2 separate regions of the Homo sapiens genome follow, and region 2 is linked to region 1. Evidence: read pairs that join two places in POLR2A ChIA-PET (ENCODE). Cell type or tissue: K562. All regions are shown on one strand. Links, peaks and the distances in the headings refer to the core of each region. The heading gives the core; the rest is flanking DNA.

Region 1 (5,380 bases), core at 204-5,203:
GGTGTCCGCCACCATGCCCGGCTAATTTTTTTGTATTTTTAGTAGAGACGGGGTTTCATGGGTTAGCCAGGATGGTCTCGATCTCCTGACCTCGTGATCTGCCCACCTCAGCCTCCCAAAGTGCTGGGATTACAGGCTTGAGCCACCGCGCCCGGCCTCTGGTATTTCTTAATAGCAGCACAAGAATAGCCTAATACAGGAACTTAGCCTACAGAAAATGTAAAGAACATTTAAAACTCAATGATAAAAAGACAATCCAGATTGAATAGACGTCTCACCAAACAAACAAAAAGATGTATGAATGGCCAATAAGCACATGAAAAGATGCTCAACATCATTAGTCATTAAGGAGAGTCAAATCAAACCTACAATGCAGTAACACTACACATCCACTAGGACGGCTCAAATATAAAAACATAGCCAACAATAAGTGTTAATGAGGATGTGGGGAAGTTGGAACCCCCATACGTTGCTTTATAATCCCATTGCTAGTGGGATTGTAAAATGGTGCAGAAACTTTAGAAAACAGTCTGGCAGTTTCTCAAAATGTGAAACATGGAGTTACCATATGACTTAGCAATTGCACACCCAGGTACCCAGGTATTGAAAGAGAGTTGAAGAGATGCCCACACAAAAACATGGACACAAAAGTTCATAGCAGTATTATTCATGATGGTCAAAAAGTGGAAACAATGCAAAATCCTTTAATTGATGAATGTATAATGAAATGTGGTACATACAATAGAATTATTCAGTAATAAAAAGGAAAGAAGAACTGATACATGCTACAACGTGGATGCACTTTGAAAATATTAAGCTAAGTGAAAGAAGCCAGTCACAAAAGCTACATAGTGTATGATTCCATTTATATGAAATGCTTATAATATGATTCCATTTATATGAAACATTCAGAACAGGCAAATCTATAGGGACAAAAAGTGAACCAGACTTCCAGCGAAGGAATGGGAAGAGTCAGGAATGACTGCTAATGTGTATAAGGCTTCTTTCTGGATGATGAAAATGTTCTGAAATTAGTGATGCTGGTTGCACAACTCTGTGAAACTACTAAAAACTGCTGAATTGTATACTTTGAAAGGATGCATTTTATGGGTATGTGAATTATGGCTCAATAAAGCTATTATTAAAAAACAAAGATGAAATAAAAACATTTTCAGGTCATCAAACATTAGGGGAAAGTAGAAATAGTTATTTAATTCACAATGATTTTAGAACAAAATGATTTGGCTTGTTAGAAGATGATTGCATTCACATCTACTTTCATTACTATTGTTAATCAAAAAAGAGCTTGCTCATTGAATTTGGTCCTGAAGTTTTCATGTCATATTCTCTTATGACTTGTTTTGGTATTAGATTCCTGTTATCATTTTAAAGCAACTTTACAGTCTCCTGAAACAGACTGGTAAGAACTGGGATTAATCACAGTATATTTTGTTGTTTCTATCTGGGTTACTATTATGAACACTTTATCAGGTAGTTGTCTTTTAAAAATCATATAGTTAAAGGGTGAAAAGTTGCTTGCAGTTGTCTAGCCTCTCTGATCTAAGCTCTTTTTGTTAGGGAAAGGCATTGAATGTGGCACAGGAATATATAAAAATAAAATTAGCAATTGTTAATAATAGCTAATTTTTATTTTTTTCTTAAGTATTAAAAAAATAGAGATGTGGTCTCTCTATGTTGCCCAGGCTGGTGTCAAACTCTTAAGCTGAAGGGATCTTCCCACCTTGGTCTGCCCAAAGTGCAGGTGTTAGCCACCGCTCCCAGCAACTAATAGCTTACTCTTTCTAGTGCTTACTAATGTGTCCAGCTCTCTTCTCTGTGCTTTGCCTGTATTTTCTCATTTCACTCTCATAAATACTTATGAAGCAGGTGATATTGTTATTTCCACTTCACAGATGAGGAAACCGAATCAAAGAAGAATCAAGTAACTTATTCAATTATTTTAATAATCATTCAAAGTCACATAGCTAGTAAGTTGCAGAGCCAGGAATACAAACACACCGTGTGACTCCATAGTCTGCATGTTTTCCAGAACACTGTACTGCCTCCCAAGTATTTAAACTTGGAGTCAGAGACCTGGGATGAATTCTAGGTAGTTCCATTTTCTGGTTCTATGAGCTTAGGCAAACCACCAAATTTCCCTTTGCCTTGGTTTTATAATCATAATACAGAAATAATGATATCTGCTCTGTCTTATAGGGTTTTTGTGGGTATCAAATTGTAGAAGTACTTTGTAAAGCATTACACGACCAACTGGCTCACTGGACTGGAGTTGAAACTCCCCTGCTCCCTCCCTCCAAGAAACCCAGCCAGTAGAGCTAGCTCCCCTTCCCCTAGAAGTATTCATTTGCCTCCATTGAATTACAGTGGGGCTGAAGAACTTTCTGGGGAAAAGGCTTGAACTCTGTTCACACTTGGGATTCAACACTCATAGACATGGCTGATAGATCAGAGCATACAGAATCCAGATTACAGGGGGTTAATGGCAACCCCTACCCCTTAAAGAGGATTCACCTTGAGAAAGAAAGGAGTGTGACATGTGAGCTGTGCTCAGTAACAGGAACCAATGTCACTGATATTGATGAATTCCAGTCCCATGTTACGAGAAACTCCTCCAAACCAACCACTGTGGAGGTATGTGGGCATCCTGGGGCCAAGCAGGTCTCAGAGTGTACATTGAGAAAGCTGCTTCACTGAACTCTGCAACACTTTGGACTCAATCTCCCTATTGGGGTGAATGTGACCTTGCAAAATTTTTTGGCAGGAGCAATTTAGCACTGAGAAGCTGCTGAGGAGAACCCTCTTCTCACCACCAGTGGGGTCACACATGGAGCTTGCAATAGCTAGCTCAGCCAGCCCTGAAAGCACAGACTGCCTCATGGGCTTGGAAGAAACATCCCTTTGAGAATTCTCAAAACACTCTAGGGACAGACTCCCCAAGAGCCTGCTATGTTTATATGAGCAGATGGAACGACAGAATTTCAAGATTTTTTATTTCTAATTTTTAATCACAGGCTGTGGAAATATGAACATTCAGGTTATGCTATTCCAAATTACTTTTATTATTTTATTGTGGGAAAACAGAATTCAGTTAACTAGGATTAAGCAACAAAATCCACTTCCTTGTGGGATCATCTCTCTGGGCTAGGAAGAGGGATGGAGACTTTTCAAGGCAGAGATTGCTCCATGGAGGAAAACACCTTCTCTTCATTTTCATGAGTAATAAGTTTCCCAAGAGGATATTTTTTGGAAGTTGAAGGCAGAATTTAAATGGAAAGCCCCACCCACTGTTGCTGGAAGCAACTTCTCTTCATCCTTTCTTTGACTTTTGATGCTTCCCTGGATCTGATTATTTAGCGGTGGGCAAAGGCTGGAGATAAGAAGCCAAAAGATAAGATTTCAGTGTAAGAATTCACGTCATTTTCATTTCAAGTACCATATATGAGCTTTTTCAGGGACACAAACTCTAGTTGCTCTTATTCTGGGGCAAGCTCGGACCTGCCAGGCCTTAGCCTGCCTTTCTTTGCCAGTTTTAAAATCCATGTAGTAAGTGTGTGTGCTGTAAGTCTTTGTGTGTATGAGTGTGTGTGTGTGTCTGTGTGGCTGTTGGCTCATCCTAAACTTTTTACTGGCATCTTAGGCTTCTGCAAGTAGAAGATTCTCTACATTAGGAGTCCCCAACTCCTGGCCCACAGACCAGTATCCATCTGTGGCCTGTTAGAAACCAGGCTGTGGCCGGGTGCAGTGGCTCATGCCTGCAATCCCAGCACTTTGGGAGGCTGAGGCGGGTGGATCACGAGGTCAGGAGATCGAGACCATCCTGGCTACCATGGTGAAACCCCGTCTCTACTAAAAACACAAAAAAGTTAGCCGGGCATGGTGGCGGGTGACTGTAGTCCCAGCTACTCGGGAGGCTGAAGCAGGAGAATGGCCTGAACCTGGGAGGCAGAGCTTGCAGTGAGCTGAGATTGCGCCACTGCACTCCAGCCTGGGCAACGGAGTGAGATTCCTACAATTAAAAAAAAAAAAAAAGAGAGAGAGAAAGAAAGGAAGGAAGGAAGGAAGAAACAAAGAAAGAAAGAAACCAGGCTGCACAAAAGGTGAGTGGTGGGTGAGTGAGCGGAGCTTCATCTGTATTTACAGCCACTCCCCATCCCTTGCATTCCCACCTGTGCTCTGCCTTCTATCATATCAGTGGCAGCATTAGCTTCTCATAGGAGCACAAATCCTATTGTGAACTGTGCATGCGAGGGATCTAGGTTGCATGCTCCTTATGAGAATCTAATGCCTGGTGATCTGTCACTGCCTCCCATCACCCCCAGATGAGGCTGTCTAGTTGCAGAAAAACAAGCTCAGGACTTCTAGTGATTCTATATTATGGTGAGTTGTATAATTATTTCACTGTATATGACAATGTAGTAATAATAATAAAAATAAAGTGCACAATAAATGTAATGTGCTTGAATCATCCTGAAACCTAATCCCCCAACTCCTGTTTGTGGAAAAATTGTCTTCCATGAAACTGGTCCTTGGAGCCAAAAAGGTTGCAGACTGCTGCTCTACATCACCCCTACCAGGAGCGAAAAGCCCTTTTCTGCAGGTCAGCTTTCAGTCTTCCATCCATCATCCCTTACAGAGCTTTCTTCTCATTATGTGACCCCTAAGTGAACTGAGCAGCCCATTGCTAAATCCCAAAGTGGTCAGCATCATGCTATAACCTGACCTCACCCAGTTGAATGCATCATTAACTCCATGTTCAAGGAGAAAGCAATGCTTTCCATTAAAGAAGGAATTTGAGAATCTCTGTGACTTATAATGAGTTGACTAACTAGCATATAGAATCAAAGTTTACCTATAGCAGAGTCTAAATTCATTGAGCTTTCTGGAGCTTTATCTATAGCAGTCTAAATTCATTTGTTCCTAGCAAAGTCTAAATTCATTCTAAACACTTTTAAAGTGTTTAGAATCCTTCTCCCTTCTAACATCCCTTCTGCATTAGTCAGGTTAGCCTAAGTTATGCTGTAGAAGCAAACAACTCCTTAATGTCTCTCAGCAGCATATTACAACAAAAGTTATTTCTCACTTATTTTATATATGGAATAGATGTTAGCATGGGGACTCTCCTCATCATGGGTACTCAGGGACAGGCTGCAGGAAATGCTATCATCCTGTAATAATGCTGCCATCTCAACATGGCAGGGGATGAGAGAGTGTGGACGATTGTGTGCTGGCTCTTAAATGCTTCCTTCAAGCATGACATGTGTTTCTTTCACTTATATTTCACTGGTCTAAACAGCCACATGGCCACGTCTAACTTCAATGGAACAGTGAAGTGCAATTTTCCTGTGTTCCAAGAAGTGGA
Region 2 (5,380 bases), core at 70-5,069, 60 kb after region 1:
ACCCTGGCCCCTGCTCCTGCTCCCAGACTCCCTTCACCAGCTTGAGCCAAAGGCAATAGAGTTGTTTATCTTGGTTATTTCTTTGTTGCAGGGGAATTTCCCAGCAAGGAACCTTTTATTTCCTTGTGAATATAAAGGTATTTTGTTTCTGCAGTTCTTTGGAAGAATAAAGGGAGGGAGTGGGAACAAATATGGGTGTCAGATGGCAACGTTGAGGCTCTCTTGAGTCCGGTTAATTGCCCCAGACCTTTCTTACCAGGTCAATGATTAATGCCTGGAGTGGGGCCTTGGCCAAATACCAGTCAGCTCCAACATGGAAGCAATCAGGGGACACTAGCTGGGATGTCATCACCTGCGTGGGCACTGCAAGCTGCCATGGGAGATGCTCCCAGGTGGGAGCAGCTTTCAGGAGGCCAGGAAGTCTCAGAAACAGTTGGGATGGGCTGGCTGCAAAGTCCTGGGAGATCTACCATTTTCTACTTGTGCTGGCACAGGGTGGGTGCAGTCACAGGTGGGAGGACAAAATGCTGCCTGCTTTTAAGAACCCACACCAGCAGCAGCTGTCCTTGCTTCTTGTTCCTGTCCTCACCTCTAGATAAGCAAGCTGCCTCATATTTGCGTGAGACAGGAGTGGTCTTCCCACAAGCTGAGCTGGGGGATGCAGCCCTCCTCTGGACTTGGCCTGGGTTGCAGAGAGTCAGATGCCAGCTTCTCCAAGGTGAAGACCACCCTGACCTCTGTCCCAGACTTCTCATTTTGTGACATGTTTGGGTGGCTGTGCATGTTTGTGTAGAGAGGGGACATGTGTGTGCACCCATTACCCTCTGCATGGTCTCAAGCCAGGGATGAGAGCATCAGGCATGCACAGGCAGGTCGGGCAGATGGCAACATCAGCGGGATGCACACAGTCCAGTCCTAGATGGGATGATTGGCAGGAGAGGATACCCCTGCTTTCAGGAACAGGAGCTCTTCTTTGCCCAAAGCTAAAACTTGAAGCACAATTTCTCTAGTAGCATTTGAAAGGACCTCGAGCTTTCAGAATCATTACAGACCCCTTCCTCTCAAAACCAGAGACTTTCTTCCAAACCTGGGGATTCAAATCTCGGGAGACCTCCCCAGCCCAGGGTGGCTGGGGCTGGATTTAAAGGATTTGCTTAAGGAAGGAAGAAAAAGAACATAATGTTGGGCACCTGCTACGTGCCAAATGCTTTGCTAGGTTCTTTTCTTGTAAGACTTCATCCATCAGCACAACAACCCAAGAGATAGATGTTGTTATCCTCATGACACAGGTTGGAAATCTAAGGGTTATAGGGATTCTCGACCCCAAGACCCACAGCAGAATCCTAATTTGAGGTCACTACCCCATTATCACTCTTTAAATGAGCAAAGGGACCTGCTTTATTGGGTTTTATATATATGATATTATATCATGCATGAGGGCACGTTTTCTGGTCCTTAAACTAGCAGTTGTTTTTTCACTGCTGAGGCTAGGATGTGCTAGATCATTTTCAGTTTACTAAGTTAGTATCCCAACATATGTGTAACATATGTCCCCACAATTGTGGATTGGGGCAGGAGTGTAAGCTGTGCTGAAGGATAGTTTTTCTTTTTATAAAATGTATTTAACTAGCTCCTGTTCAGTTAAAGTGACTGCACTTCATCTCTCATGGTGTGGAGTCCAAACCTTTGTCCATCTAATCTCAGGTTTCCCTCTTTTTCAGAGGAAGAAAGGTCCCCTGGACTTGGTATGAGAGTAGAAGTCTGCTTGCTGGACATCCTTTGAAGATAGAGAGATGGAGAGTGAGCTACTTAGGTTGGACTCATGTGGATAAGAGAGGAGACAAGCACTATGGGCTAGGCTAGAAGAACGTACGCTGAGTCCTTTCCAGGTGCTTTACATGTGTTAATGTGTTCCATTTTTACAGCCACCATAGGAGATGGGACAAAATGGGCAACCCCATTTCATGAGTGAGATAATTGAGGCACAGAGAGGTGAGACATTTGCCCAAGGTTGCACAGTTGGTAAGTGACTTAGATGGGATTCTAGATCAAGAGCATAGGCCCTTAGCCACTCTGCTTTACCTCAGAGGGTCTTCCTATTGAGAGGAAGCAGTGGAGAGAGGAAGAAGCAGGATATTCAATCTTAGCGAACTGAGAATTTGTTCAGTTCTTTCCTCTCTGCCTTTCACGGAAAAGGCAGTTCTTATAAGGAGACACCTGGGGCCGGGCGTAGTGGCTCACGCCTGTAATCCCAGCACCTTGGGAGGCTGAGGTGGGTGGATCATGAGGTCAGGAGTTCAAGACCAGCCTGGCCAACATGGTAAAACCCCATCTGTACTAAAAGTGCAAAAGTTAGCTGGGTGTGGTGGCATGGGTCTGTAATCCCAGCTACTCAGGAGGCTGAGGTAGGAGAATCGCTGGAACCCAGGAGGTGGAGGTTGCAGTAAGCCAAGATCACGCCACTGCATTCCAGCCTGGGTGACAGGGCAAGATTCCATCTCAAAAAAATAAAAAATTAAAAAATGAAGAGACACCTGGACCCAGAGGTAGGTGCCAACAGAGAAATTTCTTCCTGGAAAATATTAGCTGCTATTTATTTAGCACCTACCATGTGTAGGATATGTTACATAACCATGGGTATAACCAGGCATGTTGACGCCAAAGCCTCTTTCCACTCCACCATACTGTGTCGATGCCAGTGACATTGGGACTCCAGCCCCAGCCCCTCCAGAGAGAGGGCAAGACATAGATGAAGGTCTCTGCTGAGCACAATGCATAGGTATTTTTTTTTAAGTTGGATAGTTTGCTTTTTAGGTGACATCAAAATGTCCTCATGACCATATCAAAATGGCTGTACCAAAACCTCATCGTTCAAACTTGCTGGTGACTTCACACCACTCACATAGACTCACGGTGTCTTGGTTTCCTCAACTAGGGAATGACATCACAAAACCAACCCTGCCTACCTCCTCGTTGGTATCAAGGGAGAATGAGACGAAGGTGTGAAAGCCCAGGGCAAGTGGGTTTACTAAATGGAAGCCTGTGTGACCCCATTTTTTATCACCTAAAGCCACAGAGGTCTAGCGGCACTAGGAGATAAGCAGAGAGAGTTGCTTTCCTGACTCCTGGCTCAGTGTTCTTTCTGCTACTTTAGCACATCCAGGGGCGGGACAAGGATGGAGAGAGAATTCCAGATCTGGCTCTGGGAAGACCTATGTCCAGGCACCAGACAGCTGCCTTCTACCTAAACCCCTGAAATTGGCATCTCCTCTCCAGATGTTAAAGGATCTATAATTCCCCTAGTGAAGGGGGAAAGTGATGGCACAAAATAGGAGCAGCTTCAATGGCCCCAGGCACTGTGGCAATTGCACAAAGGGAACTGGGGGTCAGGGATGGAGCTTGACCCGCTGCTGCCCTTGTGCCGGACGGTCCCACTGCTGGCTTGGGCTGCTGTCAGGATGGGCAAAGGGAGGGGAAGCCCATGTCTGAGATCTGCTGGCTGCAGAGCCAGGAGGAACAGCAGGAGTTGATCATGCTGCCTGTGGGGCTCAGCTCCACCTCACTCAGTGATCCCGTGAGGACCTCTTTTTTTCTACCTCTAGGAAGGGCAGGATGATGCGATGACACACATTTATGTCTCCCATGGCAGGAATCTGCTAGAGCAAAGCGAGGTGGAATTGCAAAGGATTTCAGAGGTTCTTGGAAGCCCAGAAAAAAGGAGCTGAACATGCCTTTGCCAGAAAGCCACAAGTGGGAAACCTCAAAGAATGGAAGAGGACTTGCTAGGTGCCATACTTTATGCGCACTATCTAATTCCAGGTCTGTTGGTGTTCAATAAATCCTTGATTAATTAAACTAAACTGAAAAATATGAAACAATTCCTATTTCATTCTAGAGGTTACAAAGCTATTTCACCTGTGTTTTCTCATTTGAACCCACATTGACCCTGAATGATAGGTGTTATTTCTATCTTTGTTTTACAGATTAAGAAACTGAGGATCAGAGAGGTTAGGTGGCTTGTCTAAGGCCACACAGTTAATCAACTATGAGGAGTTAGGAAATCCAGGCACAGACCAAGCTGAAAGAGTAGAATTACATATGCTGACCACAGAGGTCCCTTCCCACCTGCTGATATTTCTCAGAAAAGGATGGGGGGCTTCCACACACGTGCATCCCTACTCGTCCCACTGCGATATGCACGCTTACTCCCCAGCCACACACAGTCACACAGTCTGCCTCCTTGTCCTTGTCACCCCACTATCTAGGAGACTGGGAGTTGGGAATGGAGGGGGTTACCTGAGCCATCGTCCCGAGCCCTTTCCAGATAGCATCCCGTCTGGGGATCCCAGAGCAGTAACACTTACTTTTAGCCACTTCCTTCTCTCCCGTTGATCTGACTTCAGGGACACAGCCTGCTGGCCAGTTGGTAACCCCTGCCTCTCTAGGAGCTACTGGCAGGGCACTGGACGCTGCTGCCAAAACTGAAACTCTGCTCAGTGTTTGACCCACACCTGGGCTCTTAAAGGGCCACTCTCCCACAGGCACCGTGGCCAGCCAGGGTCATGTGACTCTCACAGATCCCTTGCTTTCCTTTCATTTTGGCCTTCCTGGCTGGCTCCATTTGGTTTCCTTTGACCTTGGGGAGACTCTGTTACTTGGGAATCCTCCATCGTTGCAGCTTCAGGATGAGGGACAGAATGTCAAGCGTGAAGATGCTGTTCTGTCGCTTTCTAGCTGCAAGACCTTTGGCAAGTCACCTTCCTATTTCTTTTCATCTGGAAAAGAGGGATGGTAATACCAAATCTACAGGTAGAGGATATAGCCCGGTATTAGCTCTAAAATACCTGGCCCAATGCTTGATTTGAAGTTGACATCATCTGATGGGGCACAGGTGGCAGGAGTGGCTGTCGTAGTCCTTGGTCTCATATCCCCAGTTGCTCTGGAATCCCCTCCGACTCCCTAGGTTACTTAGCCTGGACAAAAATGCCCCTTATACACCTCCTGCCAAGCCCCTTTTACCAGTCCCAGAGCTCCAGGAACTGGCAGGACTGTGGCCCTTCCTGTTTCACTCCCCAGAGTCATGAAAGACTCGCTGCTTCTGGGCTCCCCTGAACATGGCTGACCTCAGAGTCTTGTTAGGACCCGGGCTCGGCTCCATAGCAAGGACGGTGCTGACCTGCTGAGCTGAAGTAGCACCTCCTTCCCTATCTGTTAGTCCATGCCAAAACATGACCTGGTTGGGACTCCCAGGTGTTCCCCAAATGATCGTGGCAGTCCTGTGACAAAAGTGAAGCCCACTCCCCAACACACACGTGTATGGCCCCCCGACCCCTCACTGCAAACCCCCACAGAAATGCTGCCCATCCTACCTGTGCAGGGC

What was found. Peaks named below come from ENCODE experiments on the same cell type or tissue, not always from the same donor. Only the 100,000 strongest peaks of a DNase experiment are listed, where the experiment ranks them.
Region 2: POLR2A ChIA-PET joins it to region 1 with 5 read pairs; 2 of 35 experiments call an interaction of 5 or more read pairs at or near these places.

What each region holds. Positions count from the first base shown.
Region 1 is chr1:206,882,315-206,887,694 of GRCh38, forward strand. It overlaps LOC105372879 (a long non-coding RNA gene), which reads right to left. Exons shown (of 2, transcript XR_007066836.1): 2 at 2,995-3,388. Among named protein-coding and RNA genes, the nearest start is that of IL24, 12 kb to the right of the region's middle. In K562, for the core only: no CTCF peak of the experiment used is centred there; no DNase peak of the experiment used is centred there; H3K27me3 peaks cover 1,041 bases.
Region 2 is chr1:206,941,972-206,947,351 of GRCh38, forward strand. It overlaps PIGR (polymeric immunoglobulin receptor), which reads right to left and starts at 4,495. Exons shown (of 11, transcript NM_002644.4): 1 at 4,365-4,495. In K562, for the core only: no CTCF peak of the experiment used is centred there; a DNase peak (open chromatin) is centred at 3,047; H3K27me3 peaks cover 419 bases.